Regions from separate parts of the Homo sapiens genome. Here all the other regions are linked to region 1. Evidence: chromatin loops called from intact Hi-C (ENCODE). Cell type or tissue: CD14-positive monocyte. All regions are shown on one strand. Links, peaks and the distances in the headings refer to the core of each region. The heading gives the core; the rest is flanking DNA.

The links. Hi-C counts contacts between places; a loop is a spot of excess contacts. Peaks named below come from ENCODE experiments on the same cell type or tissue, not always from the same donor. Only the 100,000 strongest peaks of a DNase experiment are listed, where the experiment ranks them.
Region 2: a loop joins it to region 1, with 2.1 times the contacts of the local background. A loop is called at or near these places in 2 of 110 quality-filtered maps.
Region 3: a loop joins it to region 1, with 3 times the contacts of the local background. A loop is called at or near these places in 11 of 110 quality-filtered maps.

Annotation. Positions count from the first base shown.
Region 1 is chr13:50,218,636-50,225,826 of GRCh38, reverse strand. All of the region lies in intron 2 of DLEU1 (deleted in lymphocytic leukemia 1), which reads right to left. LOC124900337 (a long non-coding RNA gene) reads right to left here and starts at 2,989. Exons shown (of 2, transcript XR_007063796.1): 1 at 1,450-2,989. In CD14-positive monocyte, for the core only: no CTCF peak of the experiment used is centred there; DNase peaks (open chromatin) are centred at 1,136, 3,076, 3,776 and 4,696; H3K4me3 peaks cover 1,898 bases; H3K27ac peaks cover 5,000 bases.
Region 2 is chr13:50,286,560-50,293,750 of GRCh38, reverse strand. All of the region lies in intron 2 of DLEU1 (deleted in lymphocytic leukemia 1), which reads right to left. Among named protein-coding and RNA genes, the nearest start is that of DLEU2, 160 kb to the right of the region's middle. In CD14-positive monocyte, for the core only: no CTCF peak of the experiment used is centred there; DNase peaks (open chromatin) are centred at 1,480, 3,340 and 3,840; H3K4me3 peaks cover 1,305 bases; H3K27ac peaks cover 3,492 bases.
Region 3 is chr13:50,127,311-50,134,501 of GRCh38, reverse strand. The region is part of intron 2 of DLEU1 (deleted in lymphocytic leukemia 1); the gene reads right to left. Among named protein-coding and RNA genes, the nearest start is that of DLEU2, 5.4 kb to the right of the region's middle. RefSeq lists silencers at 3,212-3,291, 4,068-4,167. In CD14-positive monocyte, for the core only: no CTCF peak of the experiment used is centred there; DNase peaks (open chromatin) are centred at 1,720, 3,171 and 3,571; H3K4me3 peaks cover 3,848 bases; H3K27ac peaks cover 744 bases; H3K27me3 peaks cover 4,841 bases.

The sequences.
Region 1 (7,191 bases), core at 945-5,944:
ATCCCATTTTACAGATATGGAAACCAAAGGGACAGACAGGTTAACTTACCCAAGGTTAAGTAACTCACCAAGCTGATAACTGATTGAGTCAGGATTTGAACTCAGGCTTTTCTCCACTAGAAAGTAAGCTCCATGAGAACAGACACTGTTTTATTCACTACTGTATTCTTAGCCATCCACATGGTACCTCAGATATAGTAGGTGCTCAATAAATATTTGTTGAATGAATACACTACATCCTCCTCAAACCAAAAGAATGACCCAGCATCACAAGCATCGACTTGAACCAAGAGTAAATTGCATAGAGGAGCATTTCAGGAGAAAATTCTTCATGCAACCGCCAGGCTTTGCACAAAGAATGCCAAGTCCCATTGTGTCTGCCTGAGAAGAACTGGGAGAAATCCTTTTGACCTATTTCTTCCAAGCTGCCCCTGAGCCCCCCCTTCTCCCAGGCCACCCTTATTAGGTCACTGCTGAAACTGGGTCAGTGTTTAAACACTGCAGTCAGCTTATAATGCTTTAATCATTAAAGTTTACTCTATTATCTGCACATTAAAGAAAGAAACTACTACCTCAAATCACAGCACCCAGAATCACCTTTAGGCTTTTCTACAAAACCATGCTAAGACACAGATTTAGAGTTGCCTCTTTTTTACTACAAATCAGCTCTTCCAGAACTGGACTGAAGCACACGAGGCCTCATCGCTCCACTCCTAACCCTTCTTCACAGGGCTGCCTAGCTCTTGTCTTCTGCCATTCTCCCAGGCTCCTTTCTAAATTAAAATTTTGGATTACCCAGACTCTAATTCTTATTTAAAATAAAACCTAAATTACTACCTTATGTTTGGGGCAAGTCAACACCCCGTCTGGCATCTCTCATTTCTGTGTGAGATTTGAACAAACCCACCCGGCACAAGTGGAAAATTGGTCTTGCATCACATACTCTGTTGGGATCACCACATTTGGAATTCTAGGTTTATTCTCCCACAGAGTCAAATTTAGCCCAACCCTAGAGAACGGCTCTGTGCACTCTGACATTCAAAATAATATTTGCTAAAAAGCGTGGGGGTTTGCAGGCAACTTGAGCTGCAGCAAGAGGCATGTTATTACTGACTCAACTCCTACATGGGTTCCATCTTAGTCATCAGACACATGGTCACGTCCTCAGCTTAATTTCACAACCTACCCCCTTTTTTTTCAATCCAACCACAGAGGACACAGGTAGGTTTTGCATAGTTGTTGTTTTGTTTTATGAAAGCCAAAGCATAAGTAAGCCATTATGATTATAGTATTTTATTTTAAGGAAATCTCACCCAAGGTGAGACAAAACTTATGTACAGCTATGCCTTGGATAAATGGGAGTAATGATGATTGCTCCACAGTGACCAGGTCTGAATAAGGAAGTAGCAATCTTAAATATTCTCTATGGTTTAAAACCAAATTTCCTACCTGAACTTGATTTCCCATCGGATTGGTCTCTCCTGCCAGTTTTTACCATTCACCAGCCACCAGGCAGACATCACTGATAAGGATAATTTTTCTTTGGCTGTAAAGATTGAGCCTCATTCAGGTTACCTCAAGGAAAAAGTCGATTTATTTTAAAGATAAATGGCCTAGGTCTGGCTCAGAAACTATCAGGATCCCAGGCAGTTACTTACTTCTTTTCTTTCTTTAATCACATCTCTCTCTACATGTGAGTTTCATTTTTTTCCCTTTACCAACTGATACCTTGCACATGACCAAAATGGCTGCCTTAGCTATCAGTCTACCTATGACCTTTTTGGTTGGCTGGCATAGGCTTCAGTTTCCCATCTTCTGATTCTGAAGGACTCATAATATCTGTGTAGGCCAGTGCACACAGAACCTGGTAACTGGTCAGTCTGAGCTGTAGACATTTCTGGATGTGAAGTCAAGGGACCACCCAAGTCTAATAGCTGGGGAAGGTATGGAACAGGGGTAGGCTGAAGGAACAGACAGGGTGAAATTGTGTTGTATATAACACGATTATTAAAGACAACAGGGACTGAGGGTGAGCAAGCAATACTGGGCATCTCTAGTACAAATGTATAAAAATGTTTGTTCTCATTGAGGGCACACTTGATGACAGCCATCATTTAAAATTAAGATTTCATATATTTAATACTACTATTTTTTTAACCCTCCCTTCTTCTTAAGAGTAAAATTGAACAAGCTGGGCAAAAATTTTAAGTAGTAAGTCTAATAATGCTTTGAAAGGCTGAAAGTCTTTCATCAATGCAGGATAATGTATGAACTCCTGACTTTTTCAGAAAGCTATTTGTCAGTGAACATCATTATGTCCCCTCCAAATTATCCCAACATTACAAAGAACCTAAAACGTGTAAGATGTACACAGTTTGAAATAAAATCAATAAAAAATGGTTAATGTTTCTCACCACCTTTGTTTTACAGACTGCACCTACCTCCTGCAGCTCATAAATGCTCAGAAAATAAGAACGTCCACTGGCAATTCTATCAGTTTGTGCATGCCAATTCTTGACACTCTCCCCAGTTTTCTTTCTGATATTAAGAATAATGTTTACAATGTGATAACAGCACATTCCCAGTGTGAATGTGGCTAACAACCATAAAAGCAAACACCTAGGGCCATCTCTGTTGAATACACTTTACAGGATTGGTCCCCATGGGATAAAGTAGCCCAGTGCTCAGTGAGGGAACTGTAGTATAAGTATCCATTGACCTGCAGCTGAACTTACCACTTGCTGTTTTTCTCTTATAATCTAAATCTGGAAATGTGCTGTCTGGTCAGCAGTGCACTACCAAGTCATTCAGCAAAATGCTCCAGATGCCATAAAAGCGTGCCTGGATGTTAGAAAATGAACTTGTAAAATATAGTCTCAGGATTGTGCAAAGGCTGTATTTCAGACAGCCAAAATGCTTCTGCCAAGACACCTTTGTCACGCAGCCAGGCAGCAGCTGTGTGTATTGTAGACGCTGTGGCTGTGAGTCTGTCTGTGGAGTCGCAGCCGGCCCTGCCTCTGACCTGCGTTGTCACTGAGCACCCTCACTAGGACAACATTCTGAATCCATCTCACTGGTCACTGGCAGCTGAGCTAGGGCCAGTTTCTCCGAAACTCCGAAAGTTTCAAATCGACGTTCTCTGTGGTTTAATTTCGCAAGACACATCACCACTCTCCAACCATCGGCAAAGGGAAAACACCCAAATCTTATATGACACATCTTACACGATTTGAAAAAGAGAAAGGCAACTTTTTGAAAGACACTGTAGGCACTATTTTGAAGGAATAATCGTGTTTTTAAAAATACCATGTATTCACTTGTTAAAGCTGATCTTTTTTTTTTTTTCCAGACCTGGGTCTTGGTTTTAATTTAATCTTAGGTTGATTAGTTGGTTGTTTTAGTTGGTGGTTTTGTCTTTTGTTTTTTAACAAATACTTTAGGTTTTTTTTTTAGTACAGCTACCTCTGTATTTATCAGCATCTATAAATTATATTCTTTATCCTCCATAAACTTTTTTGTTAATTCCACCTCTTAATTTTGTTCTCAACTCAACTTCTGTCCCCCACCACCACCCCATCACTTTTTGCCTTTGGTATTTGTTAGCCTTTTAACTGGTTAAAAGGCTATTCAGTTAGCCTTGTAACTGGTCTCCCACTCCACCACTGCTCCCAAAATCCATTCCATATGTTGCATTTAGAGTATCATTTGTTTATTTTGAGATGGGGTCTTATTTTGTCACCCAGGAGTACAGTCATACTCACTGTATGTAGGAGCATGGTCACAGCTCACTGCAGCCTTCAACTCCTGGTCACAAAGGATCTTCCCAGCATCCCGAGTGGCTGGGACTACAGGTGCACACCACAGGGTCTCTCTGTTATGCTCAAGCTGGTCTCAAACTCCAGGGCTCAAACAATCCTCCTGCCTCAGCCTCCTAAAGTGCTGGGATTACAGGTGTGAGCCACCGCACCTGGCCCAGAGTATTGTTTTTAATACATATCTAGCCCAGACACCGCCATGCTTAAAAGTTTTCAATGCCTTCCTAGCTCCCTTTCTACTTCTCAGAGTAATCTCACATCTTCCCTCTCCAACTGCCCATGCAGCACCTGCCTCCACACCTCAGGCCTCAGTGGTCTTTTGTCAGTTCCTCCCAACTCCTTGTCCCCTTCAGACATGGGAACATCCCAATGCCATTCCCCCTGCTGGAAAAGCCCATCCCTCCTCTTCACCAAAGGTTCTCCTACAGGTCCTTCCTCTTGGCTTCACTGCCCTGCCTCAGAAACCTTCCCCAATTGCCAACTCAGGTGAGATCCTGTTATATGCTCTCAAAACATCCTGTTCTTCATCATACTCACTATAATAATGGTAATACATCATGCATGCAATTCACTGTTGAATGTGTGGTTTTGTGCCTGGCTTCACCCTAGTCTCTCCCAGATGCCTGACATGACAGGCACTCAGTAAATACCTGCCACTTGTGGAGTACATCACCTTTACATGATATGATAAAAGTTTAAAAGGACAACTCACTATGTTTCACACATGTTGGTTTGGAAGGGTCTGAGAAAGAGACTCTTTTTTTTCTAATTTTAATTTTAGGTTTAGGGGTACATGTGAAGGTTTGTGACATAGATAAACATGTGTCATGAGGGTTTGGTGTACATATTATTACATCACCACTGATGAGAACGCTCTTTCCTCAGTGCTTCCTGTCACCCTGGACATAAATTACCCAAGTCTGGCTGAGAAGCTGACCGGTGGAACTTACAGTACAAAACTCAACTAGCCAAACTATGCAAGAAATCACAGGTTTCTAAAGTTAGAAGGAGCTTCAAGATTGTATTTATCTCGAGGAGTTCATGTCGAATAATACAATAGGCTCTTAGTTATATTTTTCCTCTGTCATTTATTTTTTTTAAACGGGGATAACTCTGTTGCCCAGGCTGGAGTGTAGTGGTGTGATCTCAATTCACTGCAACCTTCACCTCCCACCTCAAGCCATTCTGCTGCCTCAGCCTCCCAAGTAGCTGGGATTACAGGAACCTGCTACTTTGCCTGGCTAATTTTTTTGTATTTTTAGTAGAGATGGTGTTTCACCACATTGGTCAGGCTGATCTCAAACTCCTGACCTCAAGTGGTCCTCCGCCTCGTCCTCCCAAAGTGCTGGGATTACAGGTGCAAACCACCGCGCCTGGCCAGCCTTTTTTCTAAGCAATCTTTTTATTTTAGAACACTTAGATGATTGTGATGGTAGTACACAGTTCTCTTACATGAGCTTCCCCTTAGTATGGTTTATTTGTCACCATTAATGAGCCAATATTGATGCATTATTATCAACGAAAGTAGAGACTTTACCCAAAATTCCTCAGTTATCACTAATGTCCTTTTTCTAACCCGGGATCCCATCCAGGATACCACATTTCATTTTTTTGTCATTTCCTTTGGCTGTTCTTGGTTGTGACAGGTTCTCAGGTTTTCTTTGGTTTTGATGACCTTAACAGTTTTGAGTATTAATGATCAGGTATTTTGTATACTGTCTCTCAATTGGTTGTTTAAAAATTGAGATATAACTCACATGTCATAAAACTGACCCTTTAAAGTATACAATGCAGTAGTTTTTAATACATTTATATAGTTGTACAACTGTCACCACTATCTAATTCCAAAATACTCTCATCATATCCAAATAAAACCCGATACCCATTAGCAGTCACTCACTATATCCCTATTGCCCAGCCCCTATCAACCATTAATCTGCTTTCTATCTTTATAGATGTGCCTATTCTGAACTTTTCAGATAAATGGCATCATATGACATGTGTCTGACTTTTTTCACTTAGCATAATGTATTCAAGGTTCACCCATGTTGTAGCAGATATGAGGACTTAATTCCTTTTTATGGCTGCATAATATTCCATCATATGGATATACAACACTTTAGTCATCACTTGATGGACATACGGTTGTTTTTACTTTTTGGCTATAATAAATAGTGCTGCTATCGACATTGGTGTACAAGCTTTTGTGTGGACATATATTTTCAGTTCTCTTGGGTATATATGTAGAAGTGGAATTGTTGAGTTGTATAGCAACTCTGTGTTTAAGTTTTTGAGGAACTACCAAACTGTTCTCCAAAGTAAATGCAACATTTTCATTCCCACCAGCAATGTATGAGAGTTCCAACTTCTACACATCCTTATCAATACTTGCTAATGTTTGTCTTTTCTATTTTACCTATTCTGGTAGGTATTAGGCAATATCACATTGCAGTCTTGAATCGCATTTTCCCAGTATCTAATGATGTCCAGCATCTTTTCATGTGCTTATTGGTCATTCATATACTTCTTTGAAGAATGTCTATTCAAATGTATTGTCCATTTTTAAAATTGGGTTGTCTTTTCATTGTTAAGTTGTAACAGTTTTTCATATTCTGGCTACAGCTTTATCAGATGTGAAAACATTTGCAAACGTTTTTCCAATTGTGTGAGTTTATTTTCACCTTCTTGATAGTGTCCTTTGAAATTCAAAAGTTTTAACTTTTGATTAAGTTCAGTTTATCTATATTTTCTCTGCTTATACTTTGGCTGTCATATCTGAAACCATTACCTAATCCAAAGTCACAAAAATTTAAACCTATTTTTTTCTATGAGAATTATATTTTTAGCTCTCATAGTTAGGTTTTTGATATCTATTTTTAGTTATTTTTCACATATTGTACAAGGTAAGGATCTAACTTCATTCTTTTGCATATCAATAGCAAGTTATTCCTGCACCATTTGTTGAAAATACTATTCTATCTCCAGTGAATTGTCTTGGCACCCTTGTCAAAAATCAATTGACCATAAATGTCTGAGTTCATTTCTGGACTCTCAGTTCTATTCCATTGATCTCTGTATGTATGCTTATACCACATAATCTTGATTACTGCAGCTGTGTATTAAATTTCAAAATTGGGAAGTGTGAATTATCTTTGTTTTACTTTGTCAATCTTGTTTTGGCTACTCTAAATCCCTTGCATTTCCATATAAATTTTAGGATCAGCTTGTTAATATCTGGGGGAAAAAAACCACTGAACTTTTAAGGATAACACTAAAACTGTAGATAAAATAGGAGAGAATGACCATCTTAACAATGTAACAATGTTAAGTCTTCCAATCCATAAACCTGAAATATTGCTCCATTTATTTAGGTGTT
Region 2 (7,191 bases), core at 744-5,743, 68 kb before region 1:
TTGCATCATTGTTACACAGAGTGGAACTACTTGAAAGGAAATCACAACACAAACAATAAACTTTTAAGTCCACCTTCCTTAAAAGTGAAGCAACTCTTTATATACAGCCAAGAATATCAAGGTGCAATATAGGAGGATGCCCAATATTCAAGCACAGTTAATAAAACACTAATACAACATAGTTTTCAAAGCATGGGATATGGGGGGAGGTGGATACCTGTGCTCCAGGTATCACTCTTTTGAAAGCAAAAGCAATCCTGCTCATTTGGGTGTTCTCCAATCCAAGGTGGTCTCGAGAGAGAAGAACTGCATTTAGGAGTCTAAGCGACTGCTTCTTTACACTCCTACAACAGCATTGTAGGGGGTAACAATGCTGGGGCTGGAACACGGGCCATTATGAGGCTGTCACCTTCTCATGTAACTCAGCTTTTCAACTGGGCCAAAAGGCTTAGGGCTCCTGGGGCATGGGCCCATAGGAGCAGGCCCTTGAACGGTAACAAGACCTATGTTCAACCTGGAACCAATAAGGAAAATGAAGGAAAGCAGGTCTGAACGATTGCTGATTGCCAAGTGTCCTAGAGCAGGCCTGTGGCATGTATAACTCCATACAAATGTACTTCTTACTGTAATGTAAGGGGCAAAATGGCAACTAAAGATAGTGTAGAGAAGGATGTCCAAGCACTTCAAAGGAGGCTTGTTTTAACTCACAAATGGCTTATGAGTCTGGAAGACTTGGACTCCTTGAATCAGTGTTTACCAGGCTCCCAGAATGTGCCAAACATTGAACAGCAAATTCTAGCCCTCCCTTCAAACAGTCCACTTGCTCTCAAATGGCAATGAATTCTATTCTTTTTTAAGGAATTGCAAGATTTTTTTTAAAGCATTGAGGGTTTTGTTTGTTTGTGTTTTTTGTTTTTTTGAGATGGAGTCACTCTGTCGCCCAGGCTGAAGTGCAATGGCTCGATCTTGGCTCACAGCAACCTCCATCTCCTGGGTTCAAGCAATTCTCCTGCCTCAGCCTCCCAAGTAGCTGGGATTACAGGCACCTGCCACCACACCTGGCTAATTTTTGTATTTTTAGTAGAGACGGGGTTTCACCATGTTGGTCAGGCTGGTCTCGAACACCTGACCTCAGTGATCCACCTGCCTCAGCCTCCCAAAGTGCTGGAATTACAGGCGTGAGCCACCGTGCCCAGCCAAGTTACATTATTAAAGCATTTGGTCAGCTCCTTTATTTTGCTTTGTTGAAAGTCAGCAAAAGGGGAAGGCAGAGATTTTAAGAAAGTTTAAAAAAGAAAGAAACTACCTTCTTGGAAATTTTAATTGTTCCTGGATAGTGTTATAGAAAAGTCCTGAATGGGAGGAAGGAAATGTAACATATTTAGTGGCTACTCTGGCCAAACACTCCACCAAGTACACTTACAAGTGACTCCTTACAGTTTCATGAACACTGGGAAGTTTAGTTTCAATTTCAAGATGAGAACACTGACATTCAGAGACAGTAAGAGGCTTGCCTGAAGTCACAGAGGAAACGCACAGTGGAGCTGGGATTTTTAACTTGGTTCTCTCTGATTCCAAATGCTTCCAACTGTGCTATGTAATATGTGGCTGGAGGCAAAAACAACTGCATTCTGGTCCTGGTTGTTCATTTATGAACTGCTAAGTGACCCAGGACAAGTACCCCTATTTCTCTGGTGGCTGCTAAGGCTCCCTTCAGCACTACCATATGTGCCTCTACAGCCCTTTCACTGCCAAGGTCCCTTTTCTTCTTTTTCATATTTTTCCTCTTGGAAGCTGATATGGTTTGGATGTTTGTCCCCCCCAAATCTCATGTTAAAATGTAATCCCCAGTGTTGGAGATGGGGCCTGTTGTGAGGTGACTGGATCATGGGGGCAGATCCCTCAGGAATGGTTTAGCTCCATTTCCTTGGTGATAACATGACTCACGAATGGCTTATGAGTCTGGAAGACTTGGATTCCTCGAATCAGTGCTTACTAGGCTCCCAGAATGTGCTAAACATTGAACAGCAAATTCTAGCCCTCCCTTCAAACAGTCCACATGCTCTCAAATGGCAATCAATTCTATTCTTTTTTAAGGAATTGCAAGGAAGCCTTCAGTTAGTACACATGAGATCTGGTTGTTTAAAAGTCTGGGACCTTCCCCCTACCTCTTGCTCTCGCTCTCCCCATGTGACACACTGGCTTCCCATCACCTTATACCATGATTGCAAGCTTCCTGAGACCTCACCAGAAGTAGATGCTGGAGACATGCTTCCTGTAAAGCCTGCAGAACCATGAGCCAATTAAACCTCTTTTCTTTATAAATTACCCAGATGGATATTTCTTTATAGCAACACAAAAACAGCCTAACACAGAAGCCATGTTTTGAATGATGGTATCTACCCAAATGTGTATCTCTCAAGTAATAACTGATTTACTTTTCCCAGAATAATTAATTTTTTAATCCTACATATCAGGAACATGGGACCACTATAGCTATTCCAAATACAGGAAATTTGCTATGAGGAATTCATTATGCAAGTGATGGGAGACCTGAAAGAGTCCCTAAGGAGTGGCGAGACAAGAGCAGAAAGCCATTGCCATTCCTAGAGCCGAAGGAACAATGAGAGGAGACGTTGCTATTGCCTTCCAAAAGCCACGACCATCAGTGGGAGCCAGAACTATGGTGGAGGCTGCCTGGTGGGATGGGACTGTGGAGGCAGTGACTATCCAAGCAAAGTTAGAGCCACTGCAGAAACACAGCCACTGAGGGAGACCCAGCCCAGGGCAGAGCAAGAAGGGAGCCACTCACTCCCTGGCTTCTCCCTTCTCCCACCCTCTAGGCTTCCTCTGGTGCCTCCCATTCGCTGAAGCTACTCAGAAGTCATTGGCAAGTAACCCTAGGAAAGTTAATTCCCTTTGATGCAAAATGAGGGAAGGTAGAGAATGAACTTGAGAGGAAGCAGGAGAATGACCCACACAACTTAAATAACTGGTCATCACAGCTTCTGATGAGCATATGACAGAAAAGTGACCAAAGGGACTACATAAAACTCTGGCCAAAAGCAAAGCAACTTAACATCTTATTTAGCCCATGAAACTTTGCCTCAGATGAAATGCAGACTTTCCATCAGGCTCCACGAAATCATTTTACACACTTTGGAACTCTCAGGTGATCAGGGACACCAGCCAGGGAAACACAATTCACATTCCACCAATCTTCTTTGCCTGTGATTCTAATAAAATACAGGGATCTGGACTGAAAGAACATGGGGGTGGAAAACAGGATCCTAATTCTAGCCCTGCCTGATGTAATCCTCAGGAAGTGACTTCCCTTTCTTGGTACTCAGGCTTTCTCTCTGCAAAGGGGTAGTTGTAATTACTACCAATCTCTAGAATTACAAGTCATTACAAGATTACAAAATCACTACTAATCCCCAGAATTACTAAATAAAGTTAGGTAATACAGTTCTCAATTACTTGCGCTATACCCAGAAAATGTACCACATGTCATAAACTCTAAATTTTTTTTACATTTTAACACCTCTAAAATTGAAATATGTCTCACCAGAACTTGCCATAGTTTAATTGGTAGCTGTGATGGTCAGTTTTTGTGTCAAATTGACTAGGCTACAGTCTCCAGCTATTCAATCAAATACTAATCTAAGTGTTGCATTGAAGGTATTTGTAGATGTGATTAAAGTCCATAATCAGTTGCCTATAAGTAAGGAAGATTATCCTAGACAGTTTTGGTGGGCCTGATTCGATCTGTTGCAAAGCCTTAAGTGCAGAGTTGAGACTTCCCTGGTGAAAGAGGAATTTTGCCTATGGACTCATGCCTGGGAGTCTCAGCCTGCCCTTCCTAGTGACCTACCCTTTGGATTTCAGACTTGCCTAACCACCCCCCACAATCATATAAGCCAACTCCTTGCAATATATCTCTTAATACATAGCTCCTACTAGTTCTATGTCTTTGCTTGAACCCTGACTAATATGGTAACTTTTTTCTTTCTCAGTAATTGATAAAACAAAGGTTCTTCTAATAATCAATTGTATCTTAAATTTGATCAAATATGGAAATTTCTACTTTCTCTACGTAACTCATCTGATCATCCTCACAAAGCCTAAACCCCCAGAGCAAACCTGGAAAAAATAATATAAAATGCTTTTTCAATCCATCAACCTTGATCTGATGCAATAATTATGGCAGTCTCTTTAATTAATTGCTTGATCTATTTGTGTAAAATCTTTCCCTCCCCATCCTCCAATTCAAGAAGGTGACTGGTTGGAGGGGCCAGGTACGCTCATTAATGATGGCGTGATAGAGGAAGAAAGGGGGTCCTCAGAGCTTCACCTGGTCATCTGAATTCTCACTGGGCCTCTGCTGCAGAGGAGCCAGACTGAGTTTCTCCCTGAACTGCTGACCACAGAGGAACAAATGGACCTGTCTGGCCATTTGAGATCATGTGCTGGCACCGACTGCTGGAACCCAAGATCCGAGCTATTTATTCTCATCTTTAAGTCCTCACCCAAAATGAACTCTCTCCTGCATGAGGGCCTCTGCTGGTTCACCAGGGCCCTCAGCATCTCCACCTCTCCTCCTTGGGACTTGGAGTTACATAAGTCCCTGGGGTCCAGAATGGCAGACCTGGGCTCCTGGTACCACCTACACTCACTCAGGCACCATGATGGCCACGGTGCCAAGCCTACACCTATGATTTCCCTAAGGGCTTGAGTCTTCACTACAGTAGCTCAAAGGAGCAAAGGTTTCTGCAGACCATCCATACCAATACAGATACTGCTTTCTAAACCCACAGTCCCTTCCCTATCCCAAGTTGGACCCTAAGAAAAGAAAAACAAGGGCTCCGACACCTGACCATCTTATTTCCATAATCTTCTCAGAATAGAAGGGAAAACTGTTCATTTTCCTCAACATCATGTCTTTCTTCTATCCAGGAGGACCTTTGGTTCAGCCTACAGAGGCAGAGCAGGAATCTTCTGAACATTTCTAGAAAAAACTAAATAATCTGAGTCCTCCAGACCATATCACTGAGAGGCTACAGAGATTTAGAAAAGCTTTTTACATTGGTCTTTTGAGCTCATTGTTTCAATAATTGAGAAGCCCCCAAGATACCAAAATTTATAATAGAAATATATCTGAAAAATATTAATATATCATCTCCATTACAGATATTTTTGTCACCATTAGGATCAAGAGCCTACATGTCACATGAATAGATAATTCTCAAAAGAAGATATACAAATTGTCAACAAACATATGGAAAAATGCTCAACATCACTAATTATCAGAGAAATGAAAATCAAAACCACAACGCAATACCACCTCACTTCTGCAAGAATGGCCATAATCAAAACATTTAAAAAAAAAAAAATAGATGTTGGTGTGGATGTGATGAAAAGGGAACACTTTCACACTGTTGGTGGGAATGTAAACTAGTACAACCACTATGGAAAACAGTGTGGAGATTCCTTAAAGAACTAAAAGTGGATCTGCCATTTGATCCGGCAATTCCACTACTAGGCATCTACCCAGAGGAAAAGAAGTCATTATACGAAAAAGATACTTGCACATGCCTGTTTATAGCAACACAATTTGCAATTGCAAAAATATGGAACCAGCCCAAATGTCCATCCATCAATGAGTGGATAAAGAAAATGTTATATATCTATATAGATATATAGATATAATGGAGTATTACTCAGCCATATAAAGGAATGAAATAATGGTATTCACAGCAACCTGGATGGAATTGGAGATCATTATTCTAAGTGAATTAACTCAGGAATGGAAAACCAAGAATGTTACAATAAACTTTGGGAACTCGGAGGAAAGGGTGGGAGGAGAGTGAGGGATAAAAGACTACACATTGGGTACAATGTACACTGCTTGGGTGATGGGTGCACCAAAATCTCAGAAATCATCACTAAAGAACTTATTCATGTATTCAAACACCACCTGTTCCCCAAAAACCATTAAAATAAAAAATAATTTTTTTAAGAAACAGTCTGCATGTCACAGATGAGCTCAATATATAGGCTTTTATAAATCTACCAAATCAGGAAAACTTGGATTGACTGAGTCAGTTTTACTGAATTGAGAATTGGTGGCACACAGAACAGCAAATCCAGGTCTTGCCACTTAATCCATCTGAACACTGCTTCCTCCTTTTCCAAAATCCCTTAATGAAAAATCCCTTTTCAGTAAGGGATTTTTCACATTTCAATATCCCTTATGGAATATCGATTCAATATCCCTTGTTGAAATGTGAAAATGCTTTATACATTTCACAGTGCTTTGTACATACACAGTATTAGTACTACCCTTTTTAAAATCATTAAAATTCTTGCTTCACTAATTTTAAAACTTACATTACTCAGACTAACTTCTTGCATACCTCTAGTCTATGCAACTGTGTCAATTTTCCCAGCTAAAGAGACCCATGGCATCATTACTGTCATCAGCCCCACAATCATCATTATTATTACTATTATTGACAAAATGCGATATATTCCTTGTTGCAGCTAGACAGCTTGACATTTCTTCTTCCTTTTCATTTGCTAATAATATGAGAAAGATTAAGTAGATTTTTAACCAAATTTTATGCGATGACATAGGAAAATGAGTTATACTACTTCGTTCAGTCTACCATTTGAAACGAAATATGTGTTGCTTGATTTTTCAAACAAAAAAAAAGTATTCCATAGTTTTCCAGAATTTCAGCAAAATCTGGTTAGTAGAAAGAAATTACAGTGATTTGAATTGCCCTGAATAAGAACTGCAGATTACAGAATGTGTAGTGATTTCTATTAGGAGACGTCATATGCTACCTAAACTTCATGGTACCAACAAGGGTGGGAAAGAGTGGCTGATAAGAGCAAAGGCTACATCTGGCCAAACAAAAGTTCTTCTCCTGTCACTGCAACTTCTGAGAGCAAGCAAATGCTAGATCCAGCTAGGTAGGCCCTTATTCTTATTTATCTAAGCTCTGCAAACAGCCAGACTGAGAAGCACACTTAATGCATGCTTTTAAATTTTTTATTTTTTTATTTTACCTCAAACCATACCCCTAAGGGCTGTGAGCTGCCTTTCTGAGTCTAAGACGGGGCCCTTTGTGAACGTTGCTAAGGACAGTGGTTAGAAATGCCCAGATCGGTCTGACAGGAGCCTGC
Region 3 (7,191 bases), core at 1,245-6,244, 92 kb after region 1:
CTTGGGCCTCTTTTTCACTGGGAGAGAGTTTTCCCAATGCCTCCAGATCCCCACCCTTCACACATATCGGCCCAGGTCCTGTCTCCTGGTCATTTTCATGCCTTTCTGCAGGCCACGTGGGACCCTCCCTACCAAGTGGGCCAGCTAGGCCTTTCCCTCCACACTCTTCCTACAGGGAAGCCCACCTCCCTAGCAGAGCACAAGACCCCTCCTGACCGGCCCAGGAGTGTGGAGAACACACAACGTCCCAAGAAAGAGGCACATGTGTGAGCAGGGGATGAATCTTTTCCAGGCCTGTAACCCACCTTTTGTCTGTGACCAGCTGTGTGAGGAAGAGAAGAAGAAAGTCCAAATTCACTTTACAGGCAAAAATACTTAGAGGATTCTGAGAAGGTAATCGGCCTTGAGTTAACAGATTGTAGAGTTGGGAAACTTGTGTAATTCTTTTTGTGAACCTGAACCTCAGTTCAGGTTTTCAGAAGAAACCTGAACCTCAGTTAACCCCTGCTCAGAGGCCACTGGGGCCTGGAAACGCCCTTGTGAATGCTCCATCTAGGCCGTAGCCTGAGGCTTCCCTGCCACTGGACCATGGGCGGAGGCTCTCTCTGAGGGGTAGGCCGGCCCCGATTTGAACGACCTTGGGCCAGATTGTGTCCCGCACCCAGAAGGCGAAGGCGGCTGCACCGCAGTGGCTGGGAGCGCCGGGTCAGGCAAGGTTTTACGGCTCCGAGCGGCGTCCCGGACCCACACCCCAAAGGCTTCTGTTAACTGACAGAGACCCGAAAGATCCACAACTAGAATACAGAATTCCCTCCGCCCCTGATCCCTTCCCCGCGAAGCTCTAGAAGCGGTTTCCCCTGCGCGCCCCTTGCTCCGGGCAGAGCGGAGCAAACGCCTCCAGCTTCGCTGCTGCGCCAGAGCCCGCGTGGACTTCCCTCGGCCGCCGTTCCTTCGTGCCCCTGGCGGGGTCGCGAGGCCGTCCCCTCTGCCCCGCTGCCGAGCGCCCCTCGGTGCCGGGACACCAGAGGATCCAGGGAGCCGAGACCGCCCCGACCCTAGACATCCAAAGGGGAGAGCCCTTAGAATTATTCCCTGGCCGCAGGGCTTGGGTGGAGGCTGGGGGTCCACTTCAAGACTCGGTTTCCAATAATAATAGCATGTCCTGGTCACGCTGATGCCAGGACCCCACAGAAGGCAAGCGATTGATTCCGCGGGCCCTTCAGGCGTGGCGTCCAATTTGCGCAAAGCACAGTAATCCAAGACTTTCGCGCACTGAGGACTTTAAGGGGGCGCTGGACCGAGACCCATCTTTTCTGAGCAGCTCCGGGCGGGCTTAGAATTTTTTCTCCCAATTCTAACCAGGATGCACGGCTCTGAACTTACAGTGACCTCCGCTCAGTGTTCTTGGCTCTGCACGGGCGGGAACCCGCTCAGGACTCAGGAATATTCACACTAGCACCAGGGGCTTGCAGACCACTGGAGTGGAGGGCGAGAAAATAGCTGTATATGTTCGCATAAGGTGTATTTTTCTAAACTAGCTAAATAGATCTCAAAAAAAGAAAGTCCTGGTCCGGAAGCCAAGACTGCGCCCCTCGATCTGTCCAGATTCGCTAAGGGCGCCTGAGTGATGAGACGATATTGATGCCCCAAGTTTTCATAAGCAGGGCGCTTTGAACTTGGGTGTCATGTGCAAGATGCACGCACAGTGCCCACGCACTCATCTCCGCCGGAGCCGCGTACTAATTAGGTGCGACTATCCTCCCGCTCTCTCAGCAGGGCAGCTGGGCTCCAAGAGCCTGAACCCTGCGGCACACACCAAGGTCACCCGCTGAGACTTGCCTTGTCATTGGGAGAAGGGGCAAAAAGACTGTGAGGAGCATTTAAAACAATTTGAGGCGGGAAAGCCTATAAGGGGAGGCAAACTGGAGGAATTCTCTTCTATTTAAAGAGTAGTGCAAAGTTGCCAGGAAACTCGCTACTGTCTATTTACTCCCCGAGAATGGGCCTCAAAGAAAATAAGCCAGGACCAGGTGACCCAGTGGGATCCGCGAAGCGGCTCCAGGAGACTCTCCTCTCCAGCGACTCCGCACCGGGACAAAAGGATCAGGCAGATGGGTTTTCTCCACCCGTGAGTGCTACAAACTCTTTCTCCATTTTCTCATTTGATTTTTAAAGGAAAAAAAAGTGCACCCGTCTCTCTTAAAAGTGGAGAACTGAATAGCCTCAATATAAAATTGGCGCTCTGAAAGAGACAAGGTCTAGAAAGATCAGTCTGCCGGCGAAGCCTGCTGTAGCAGAAATGCTAGAAGCAAACGAGTGCTGACAAATTTCGTTTTTACTGTGGAAACTCGTAAACGAAATCAGGTGGTAATAGTTACCTATTGGAACCATCAAAAAATTCGAGTTAATTTAATGTGTTTTGGATTTAGAATACGTAATCACCATTATTTTTATTTTGCCTAGATAGTTCCATTAAGGTTTAATAAGCTATTAAAGTTCCCTGGATAAATTTTGTGTGTGTGTGTGTGTGTGTGTGTGTGTGTGTGTTTTTAAGTAAGTGGAGGTTACCTGAACCACAAGAGAAGTTTCAGCATAATTTTTTAGCCACTGGGAAGTCTGTATTTCCTGCCAAAATTTTCAAGGATGGGAATTAGAAAATGGTGTGAGGGAGACTAAATACTCATCAAGCACCTATATATATAGGTACCCTGATAGGGCTAGCTTTACAAATTTCATTTCATATTAATAATTATCCACCAATAAGAGTTCTTCTTTAAAATACCGAAACCTCCTTCTTCTGCGCCCAGACCTCAGATGGACAATTTCCATAATTTTATTTAATTCAAAAGAATTTCGTTATTGATACTTCCTTCTTTGAAGTGACATAATTGCCAAGGTTAATGGGGAAATCCATGCTTAGTGGTATTAAAGTCTGTTTTAACTCATTACATCGTTAATGTTAATCCTTGTGTGGAAAAAAAAAAAGTGAAGGTGAGCCTTAGCACATGCTGGATTTCTCCTAACTCTTTGGGTCCCTGTAAAAATAGATCCCTATAACTGTTTGAAAGGGGAGGGAACTTGTAACTTGTGAGGAGAGCACCGTCACTAAACTCGATGTGCAAAAAAGAGAATATGCAAAGCAAAACTTTTCCGTCGCTGCAGATCAAAGGAACCGAAAACATGACCCATTTTGTGAGGGCTATGCAAACACTGTGGCTTATATTGACCATTAATAAACGCTGGGCTAGACTAGCGGGATACACACACACACACACACACACACACACACACACACAAACTGGATACGATGGACTCCAGTACCCGGAGCTTTAAAAGGGATGGGGGATGGGGGCGGGGAGGGAAAGGAGTTGACAACCAGATGAAGTGGGGAAAAGGAGGGGAGAAGAATACATTCAGCAACTGCAGCAGGTAGGTAAATCATAAAAAAATCAGTTCCTGCAACTAATGAAAAAAACAATCTCACTATAGTCTGGGGAAAATGGTTCTCTGACGCAAGCCTGATGGTGAGTCTATTTGTCATGTTTCTTTTCCGGACTATCAAAAAAGTTATTTCGAGATTCAGCCAATTGTTTTGACTAGCAGACAGAAAACCGGACCAAGCGTTTCCTGATGTAACGCACCGGCCGCGGCAGGGCCCAGCGCGGAGAGCGCCCGGAGCTGCCCTCCCGGGGCTGCTCAGAAAAGATGCTCCCTACGGCCCTGGGAGAGGCGAGCCCGAGATCGGCCGGAGAGGACTGCCTGTGTTCTGTGTGGCGCCTGACTGCAGCCTTCCTTTGGAGGAATACGCCTTCAGTTTTCTTCTGGAAGGGGAAATGGGCGCAGCTCTCCACGCGGCGACCAAGATTCCCAGTCGCTTGACAAACTTGGAAACTCTGGGACGTTCTAAACTGAGTTTCCCTCGTTCAGCAGAGTTCCTTGTTATCTACTTTACCAGTGTTAAAGGGCTGCAGACCGAGGGGTGCTATTTGAGACGATTTTTTTTTCCACGTCGACTGGAGAAGCGCCGCCGCCAGTTCCGAAGACGACTTGCCGACCTCAGCGCCCCGGGCTCGGCGAGGCGCACCGCCCGCCCCTCCGCACCCGCCCAGCCCCGCTCACGGAGGGAGCCGGCGAGGGAGTATCTTATCCAGCGGCCAGAGCTCGGTGCCAGGGCGCTCTCCTGACATAACCCTGTCCAGGGGGGCCGAGACGTGCAATAGCCACCGCGAGGCTCCCCAGCTGCCAGCCCCATCCTATTCCCGCCAGCGTCTTCCCTGGAAGAGCCCCCAGTAGCAGAAACTCTGGCCTCACACCTCCCGGTGCTCCCGGCTTTTCCGGCCCTTTCCGGGATCCCCACACCCCCACCCCGTTTCTCCCCTGAGTCGGGACCGAACACTGGCAACATTCCCCACGCCCATCCAGCCGCGCCATTTTAACCCCTTAGAGGTTTCCACTGCCGAAGGAGCCGGCCACAAGGAAGGTCCATCTTCCCCACCACTCTCCCTGCTCCGCCACCCCGGGCCCCGCCTGGGTCCTCGCCCGAGGCAGCCTAGAGGGGATTAGGAAATAACCCAGTGGTGGGCGGGGGTGGGAGGCAAGCTACCTCCGGACTCTGGAAACTTTGGCAAAGTCTCGGGAACACTTGTGCTCCCCCAGGATAGTTCTTTTCGCCTCGCGGCGAGCGCGGGATGTTCGAGTTTCTTGGCACCAATTGCAAAGAGCCTCTCCCTCTCCCCAGATCCTTTAAGGACATGTGATCTGCAGCCTCAAACTTTCTCCTTTGGTCAAAAAGCCTCGTCAGCCACTGCCAGAGACCCCAGGCGAGGCCAGGAAGGGAGCGCGCTGGTGTGGGGTCAACCCCAAGCCTGGCGCGCAGAGGTCGACTGAGGCCCTGCGGGTCGAGATCCCGCGCGTTGTTTGCAGGAGAAGCCCCAGGGGACCCGCGCGGGGCGTGTTGCCCCAGCTGAAACAGGCGTTCCCTTTTCCAGATCATATTCCCCATAAAATCTAAAGCCAGATGCATCGTTTAGGCAACTTCCCATTTCACCGAGAAAGGCACGGATCTGTTTCCAAATTGGACTCTAAATCGAGGTTTCTGATGCTGGTTCCAATGGGGTGAGCAAGGCTGGCCTTTCGATAGCTCTTGGGGACTGCCCAGACGCATAACGTTTTAGGTACTGAAGTCTGAACCTAGCCCAGGCAAAGCATCATTTGTGAACGCAGAGAAAAAAAAAAAAAGGTGGCGTGCAGAATAAAGGCAACCACGGGCTTTCACATCCGTGTGCGTCCTTTTTGTTTAAACAAAGGAGAGTAGAAAACATCAACTTCATAATTTTAGACGGACAGTTTAGCAAGATAACCCAATCGAACCTGTTTCACAAAAATATATTACAAAGGAAAAAAAGAACTTGCAAGAAAGTGAGAAAAGTGGCTTCGTATGAAACCAAAGGGCGAGCATGGTGAAAGTAGGCATTTTTATAGTCTGTTAAGTCAAAAACAGCTTTTGCTAAGTATTTTCAAAGAGGAAATAGAAGGCTTTTTCTAAGAGAAGTGCCTAGGAGTCTATTTCACCTGTAGCTCGCCTCTCAGCATCGTATAGAGAAATTTGGGCGGAGTGGGCCGCCCTTTTTACAGTTGGGACTTTCTGGTATTTGCCGTTGTGGTAAAGAGGGGAGGAATAAAAACCAACAAAGCTAGTCTGGGATTGACTACTGCCTGTTACCGGCAAAACATTAGCAGGAAACCAAGACTGCCTTCCCGAGGTTCGCCTAAGCGAACTCCATCGTGCATCTTTGAAAATTACAGCTGTTTTTGAGTCCTGTTAGTAAAATGAATAATCTGCGATGCATAGGCTAAACAATGCAAACAGGTACACAATTACAAGTCTCCCAGGTTTAAAGAGCGAGGGGGCGCAGTGCGAAGATGCGTCCGAGCAGCCAGAGGTGTAATAGTCCTTGGCTGCGCCTTGCGTCAGGTGCCAGTGAGAGGAAGCACAGAACTATTTACTCATAGAGAATACTGCATTTCCACATTGGACTCATTTAGGATCACCAGATTTTAATACCTGCCAAAATCCACAAATATTGCCACAACAAAATGTGTTATTAAATAGAATAAAGTTAAGTGTTTATTGGGCTTAAAGATGGGGCTCTTCGACCGTTTGGCTACATAAATGTGCTAGAGCAACAGAGCGAGCGGCTCGCAGGCCAATCTGCCAGTGTTGGTTCGCTGGGAAAGGGGGCGAAACCGAGGACACTTTTAAGCTGACCAGATTGGGGTTGGCTGCCCTACCTGCGGGGTGGCTGTGGGGAGTTACCCTCAGCTCTGAAGATGCCTCCCCTTAACTGAAAACGTCTTTGGCCGGTAAAGCCGCCCACGCGGGCCGCGCCTCTTCCAAGTCTGCGCAGGCCGCCTTTGTCCCTGCAGTGACTGCCGCGAGGGCAAGGAGCGAGCGCGGAGAATGTCACCAGAGTTTATTGAAGTGTTTATAAGCCGAGAACTCTGGTTTTTGCGGGGAGGCGGAGTGCTTATCCAACTTCACTGGAGCAAAAATTCTGTGGGCCTAGAATCCCAGGAGGCCTCTGCGCACCCTCGCTGGGCGAGCCGGAGTCCCGGCCTCTCCCGAGGATACGAAGCCGGGGGTCAAAGCTTGCCCCCGCGCCATACTCCTTTGCCTCGTCGAACTTTCAGCACGGTCCCATTCAGTCTGGAATTTCAGCTCAAGACCCGGGCCAAAAGTTCCCTGCGGAGTTGGTATATTAACATCCGCGTTCGCTTTTCCAAGGGGGTTGAGGGGCTCCGGACAACTTCTAGCAGCTCCCGGGCGCCCTCCAGGGACCGCCCCCACCCAGTTTCTGCGCAGCTCGGGCCCCCACCGTCGCCTCGCGACCTCAGATCTTGGCCTCCCACGGCCGCGCTCAGGGAAGCTATTGCAACTGATGCGCCCCGGGTGCTTTCGTTTTGCTTTCGCTCCCTCCTCTCCGCAGCTGGGAAGACTGCGCAAGAACAAAGTAGGGGCGAAAAGCGCGTGTCCTGACAGTGTGTCGGGGACACTGCAGCTTGGCGCGAAGCTAGGGCGGGGAAATGAAGGCTGAGGCCCGAGGCCTCTGTATCTCTGCCTCTCGCAGGTGTGGGACGGGCCAGGGGGCCCTGCCTTGTTTTCTTCATGCAAGGAAAAGTGGTTTGTAGATA